Regions from separate parts of the Homo sapiens genome. Here region 1 is linked to region 2. The links are chromatin contacts, found by Hi-C or POLR2A ChIA-PET in ENCODE. All regions are on one chromosome and are shown on one strand. Each heading gives the region's core, a stretch centred on a gene start or an enhancer-like site at or near the end of the contact. The rest is flanking DNA. Distances are from core to core; before and after follow the strand shown. Region 1 overlaps NCAM1 (neural cell adhesion molecule 1). Region 2 holds the start of NCAM1-AS2 (NCAM1 antisense RNA 2).

The links. Hi-C counts contacts between places; a loop is a spot of excess contacts on that map. ChIA-PET counts read pairs that join two places held with the same protein, here RNA polymerase II (POLR2A).
Region 1: a loop to region 2 is called in a map of heart left ventricle, with 2.9 times the contacts of the local background. The contact joins the enhancer-like site here to the promoter of NCAM1-AS2 in region 2. A Hi-C loop is called at or near these places in 1 of 168 maps with a recorded cell type or tissue (heart left ventricle). POLR2A ChIA-PET finds 5 or more read pairs at or near these places in 1 of 52 experiments (HEK293).

The regions. Positions count from the first base shown.
Region 1 is chr11:113,197,823-113,200,538 of GRCh38, forward strand. The region is part of intron 1 of NCAM1 (neural cell adhesion molecule 1); the gene reads left to right. Among named protein-coding and RNA genes, the nearest start is that of NCAM1-AS1, 75 kb to the right of the region's middle. Within about 2 kb of position 1,254, at least 3 of the 41 ENCODE cell types and tissues checked have a DNase peak (open chromatin) inside an H3K27ac peak, as active enhancers do.
Region 2 is chr11:112,961,965-112,964,802 of GRCh38, forward strand. It overlaps NCAM1-AS2 (NCAM1 antisense RNA 2), which reads right to left and starts at 1,496. Exons shown (of 3, transcript NR_120563.1): 1 at 1,246-1,496. The region is part of intron 1 of NCAM1 (neural cell adhesion molecule 1); the gene reads left to right. RefSeq lists an enhancer at 1-176.

The DNA of each region.
Region 1 (2,716 bases), core at 4-2,503, 240 kb after region 2:
AGAACAAATTATTCTCTGTTGCTTTGCCCACCTCTTCTGATAAGCACCTGAGCATCTTTTAGGAACTGAAATTTTAATTCACTTTTCTTCAGCAGCTAAGACTTTATAGCCTACTTCTGCTAGGGAGTTGGGAGTTACAAAACATCTATCTACACCTGAAGCCATTTGCTAAAAGAGTTGGCATTCCTTTCAGAACATATCATCAGTTTAAAAAAAAAGACATTTAAACAGAAAACACATTTCAAAATCTATCAGTCTCCCATGGGGCTATTTTACTCAACTGAGGTGGGGAGAGGGAGATTGTTTGGTTCTCAAAAGACAGAACTTTTTTTCTGTCTGTGAACAAGGGATAGAATAGTGTGGGAGAAATGGCTGGACTTGGAACTGCAACCCAGTCTTGAATCTTGACCCTATCATTATCATCACTTATGGCTCTGAGCGTCCCTTACCCATATGTAAAATAGAGGCTATAATGCTGTGATTATCTATGAGCAAAGAGGCCAGTTATAGTTAACCAGGAGAGAAATGATGGCAGCAACTTGATATTAGAATTTTTTTTTTTTTTTTGAGATGGAGTCTTGCTCTGTCGCCCAGGCTGGAGTGCAGTGGCATGATCTCGGCTCACTGCAACCTCCACCTCCCGGGTTCAAGCAATTCTCCTGCCTCAGTCTCCCGAGTAGCTGGGACTACAGGTGTGTGCCACCACATCCAGCTAATTTTTTGTACTTTTAGTAGAGACGGGTCTCCTGACCTTGTGATCCGCCTGCTTCAGCCTCCCAAAGTGCTAGGATTACAGGCGTGAGCCACTGCGCCCGGCTGATGTTAGATCTTTGTACAAAGACTGTGCTCTTTCTAGCCTATGATTTGGAAAGAGTGTAAATGGTAACTAATAGGTTATAATAAACCTATTTGGAGATGGACAGAAGGTTATAGTAGTTGAGGGGTTTAGGGGAAGAGTTCAAGCCTTAGAAGTAGATGATTTTTAATCTTGGTTTTAGTGCTCATTAACTAAGGGACCCTGAGCAAGTTATTTTATTTCTCTGAGCCCCAATTTCCACGTTCATACAGTGGAGACAATAATATTGGCCTTTTTATCACTCAGAACTGTTTGATGAAATAATGAAGTGTGTTTTGTAAACTGGAAAGTGTGAACTGTCCACAAAAGAGGGCTTGGGGGATGAGTGCTTCTTGGAGGCGTGGGAAGCACTGTTGGAAGCGCCTCTTGTCCCTGCCCCTGGGTCCTGCCCAGCCCAATACCTAGGTTCATAAGCACGTGTCTTTGAATCCAGCTAAGATGATGCAGTATTTACGCAAGGAGTGTTTATGGAAAGCAAGAGATGGGATACTTCGTCTGTGAGAAATGTTTACATAAGTGCCTTTTAAGGTGGGAGTTATGCCCAGTGACGAAATTCCACTTACATATGCAACTGAAAAAAAGGTGAAAGTTGAGGTAGGAATTTGTATTGGGAACAATGAAAATAGTAACAGAGTAGGAAAGGACCAGGCAGCAAGCAATGGAGGGAAGGAGTTTTGAGATCAAAGCAGGATTTCCACTTACTATCATTAAACCTAGTATTTCAGTGCTTCGTGTTTGGGGAAGAATAATCAGCCATTGTGCTGCAGTGGAAAACATCCAAGCATTGATTTCCAGAGAACCTGGGGTTCCTCTGGGCCAGCTTTGTCTCTGGTGTTTTGAGGGAGGAATCACTAGCTTTTCCATCTGTGCAAAAGGCCAGGCGTCTAAATGGATAACTCTTCCTTTAAAAACTTCTGTGATGGGAAGGGGAACATCACGCTCTGGGGACTGTTGTGGGGTGGGGGGACGGGGGAGGGATAGCATTAGGAGATATACCTAATGCTAAATGACGAGTTAATGGGTGTAGCACACCAGCATGGCACATTTATACATATGTAACTAACCTGCACATTGTGCACATGTACCCTAAAACTTAAAGTATAATAATAAAAAAAAGAATATTTTGCAAATAAAGTAAAAGAAACACCCTTAAAAAAAAAAAAAAAAAAAACTTCTGTGATGATAAATGTGTGCGTGGGATCCTGTTAAGCAGGGAATTCCTTTGAAAGCCTTGTTTCCCTTTTCTCTCCATGGCCCAGAGATAGATCCTGGCCGCATTTGGATATGAAAACTCCTCAGCCTTGCCGTGTTCTCCTGCCCCTTGAGAGTTGTGTTCTGTTTGAAAAGAGCTGAACAAATGAAGGCTGTTTTTTCACTTGGGATAAGAATATCCTTCTCAAAGCAGTAAGGGCTGAACGAGGGTAACAGGATCCATATGTTGAAGCTGGCTGCTAATACTCAGCATATGGTCCAGCAAACTTTCTTGGGGGGACTCAGCTTCTCATTCTTTAAGGAATGCTCCAGTGAACTCCAGAAAAGATCAGGACTTAGGTGACCGTGGCATAGACACAGCTTCTGGGCTTCATAAGCCTGTAGTTCCCAGAGAATGAGAGCCACGGGAAGTGACAGGGAAGGTCCTGGCTGGCCTTAGCATGGATAGCACTGGCCTGCAGCTCTCTTTGTAAGGCTCCATGCTCCCCAAGATACGATGGGCCCTTATCAATTCATGGGCTCTCTGTGTTCTGTTAAGGGATAGTGAATCCAAGGGTTGTTACTTGGGGTTCCCAGATGGTGTGTTCTAGTGAATGGAAACGTTTTGCCCTCTGTGCAGGGGCAGCATTGCATCATGGAAAGATCACC
Region 2 (2,838 bases), core at 246-2,745:
TCAGCGGCCGCGCTGGTGATGGGCAGCGCTCCTTCCCCAAAGGCGGGCGGCGGGGCGGGGGAGGTCGCGGCTCGGGTGGTGCCGCCGCACGGGCTCGGATTCCGAGGGGGAAGTGGCTTGTCAGCCCCGGCTCCGGGAAGAGTGAACAATAAGGCTAGGGCAGCCGCCCCAGATCGTTATATTCCTGGGTCTAATAAAGTCAGGATCGCTGCTTTGCTTCCCCCGCCCCAGAAGAATAACGGTTTGCAAAATGGGGCAAAATGGGCAGAATCGCACGGCCGTTGTTGTTGGTGTGACCGTTGTTGCACCCCAGTCGACATGACGTTAGTTTTTCATTTGCCAAATTGCTGGTTAGTTGCAAAGCCTACCCTCGGCCGCGAGCACTGAAGGATGGGAGGGTCGAGCGCCGCGTTTTGACAGGAGGAAGTGCGGAGGGGCGGAGGGCGAGGAGGGCGTGATTGGGGCTGCCTGGTGTGTGCGCGCGCGTGTGCGCGCGTGTGTCTTTACACGCGCCGCGTGCCCAGTGTTGCACGGGGCGGGAGAAGAATGGCAGGTAGCCGCCCGAAACACCTCGCCCTGTCTCCTTTCTTTGGGCGAGGTTCCCGATCCTGGCAAAGTGTGAACAATAGGGAGCTGGGAGGAAGACAGTAGTGATGCTGCCGCGGGTGGCGGGGGTTGCGCCGCCGCCCAGAGAACCTCGGCAGTGTGCAGGGAGGTGCATTTCATTTTGGCTATTTCCATCCCGGCCTCCCTGGAAAATTCTTCTGTGCGTGCCCACCCTCCCCTCCAGCTGTCATCCCCCCACCTCCACCCAAGGATTTGCGCTTTGGCTCTGATGGACGGGAGGGAAGGAAGAAAAGCAGGGGCCGCAGAGAGCTGGGTGGGTTGGGCGGACATTCTGGGCGGGGGGCGTGTGCTGGGAAGCGATCGAGGAAAGCCGGGCGGAGGGGCTGTGTGTCGCGGTCGCAGCTCCAGGTACCGTTGTACCTGCCCTGGACGGCCGACCCCCGGTTGGGGAGCGCACGGGGCGGGCCAGGGAGCACCCAGTGCGCCCCCTCCGCGGGCGGCACAAGAGCAGCGCTCGGCCGCCGCCTCCAGCCAACTCGGGTCCCTCCCACGGCGACCAATCAGTGCGAAGCTGGCTGGGCGGGAAGCCGCGAGAGGCTTTTATTGCGGCGCGGGTGGCGGCCAGGAGCTGCCAGGACAGTCTCCCGGTGCTTCAGCCTAACGGTCTCGCTCACTCACCGCCAAGAGAAACCCCGCCCTGCGGCCGGTCCCCCGCCTGCCCGGCAGTTTCCGAGGAAATAAAATGGAGACTAGGTGGTCACCGGGAGTGCTCCTGGTCCGGCCGCCCGTGCTCGCCCACTCTCGCCTCTTTCACGCCGACTTGGAGCATCCCACCGCCCCCGCCAGCGCTCACTCTCGCGCCGCGGAATCCGGGCCTGAGCGCGTCGCCGGGGAGGGCATCCTGGCAGGCACACCTACGCGCGTGCGCTGACCGGCCGACCGCGGGCCGGGGGCTCTACTGACGGCGGGGCGGGGCCGTGGCAGGGCCCGGAGAGGAGGGGTGGGGACCAAGCCTAGTCCGCCTGGCCCTGGGTCTCCGCTGCCACCTGGGCGGGGGCCACCCCGGTTATGCCCCTTTCCGCGGTGCCCGTGGGTGCCGCGACGCGACCTGTCCACATGGGGCGGGGGAAGGGGGGTGTTTTTGAGACATCCTCGCCCCCGGGTGGGAGCGTGACAATGGAGCCCGGATATTTGGTGGGCCTTTTGGGGGATCGCCTGGCGGTCCTTTCCATCATCGTGATGGGTACAGTCATCAGTATTTGGATCCCGTGGAAGTTGCAGGCCCAGGAATTCCCACTGGGATGTTCCTGGATGCCCAGGCAGGGGAGGCATTCTAACCAGTGTTCCCTGGAATGAAAGCGACCTCTTTCCTGGCCCGGTACCTTGAGGATGGGAAGAAGGCAGAACGTGAAACACATACAAGGTTGCTTAACAAAAGAAAGAAGTTGAATGGTTTTCCAAAGAGAAATAATTTCCCATTAAAATGTCTTTTGTACCATAGTTTTTTTTTAAAAAAATCAAAGAATTCAAGTCAAAGGGTTAGAATGAAAATGAAAACATAACAACAAGTATATATACATATGTATATATATCTGAGGTTTTTTTTTTGTTTTTTTTTTTTTTGTTTTTTTTTTGGACTCAAATGTAGCATGTCCAGGGCAGTGGTAACTGAGTTTGTGTGCTCGGCTGGGTGCATATGAAAATTTACATATAAGGCAAGCTAACCTTAATACGTCAAGTGAGTCCGATGGGCTGCCCCTCTCCTCTTTCTGTGTCCTCTGCTCTTTAGAAATACAATGAAAGGTTGTGCAATTGCATAGTAAATTTGAGTTTATTCTAGTATAAATTTTGGATGTTTTGAAGAATTGTTCGCTTGAACGATCTGGAATGGTTAAGTCACATGTTTACTTGATAATTTTGCAGTCTTCTGCCAGTTAAACTTGCAAGAGTCAAGGAATGGATAGGACTGGGTTTCTAACAAGATACCATCGGTTAAGAACAAAGAGCTACTTTACAAAAGCTAACATTGAAATCAAGTAGTATATATAATATCTCTCACTAAGCAAATTAAGGTGCGCTTCCACAAAGTTGACTGTGAGCACAGTTATAGTGAGCCATATATTTTTGTTGATTTTCATTTGAAGACTGAGAATGTGTGTTTTTAAACAGAATTTCACTGAATGTAATAAAGGCTATATAAGAATGTGGAAAACCTTTCACAACTCTAACCAAACCCTAGAAAGATTATTTTCTTTCAATAAATACTAGCAT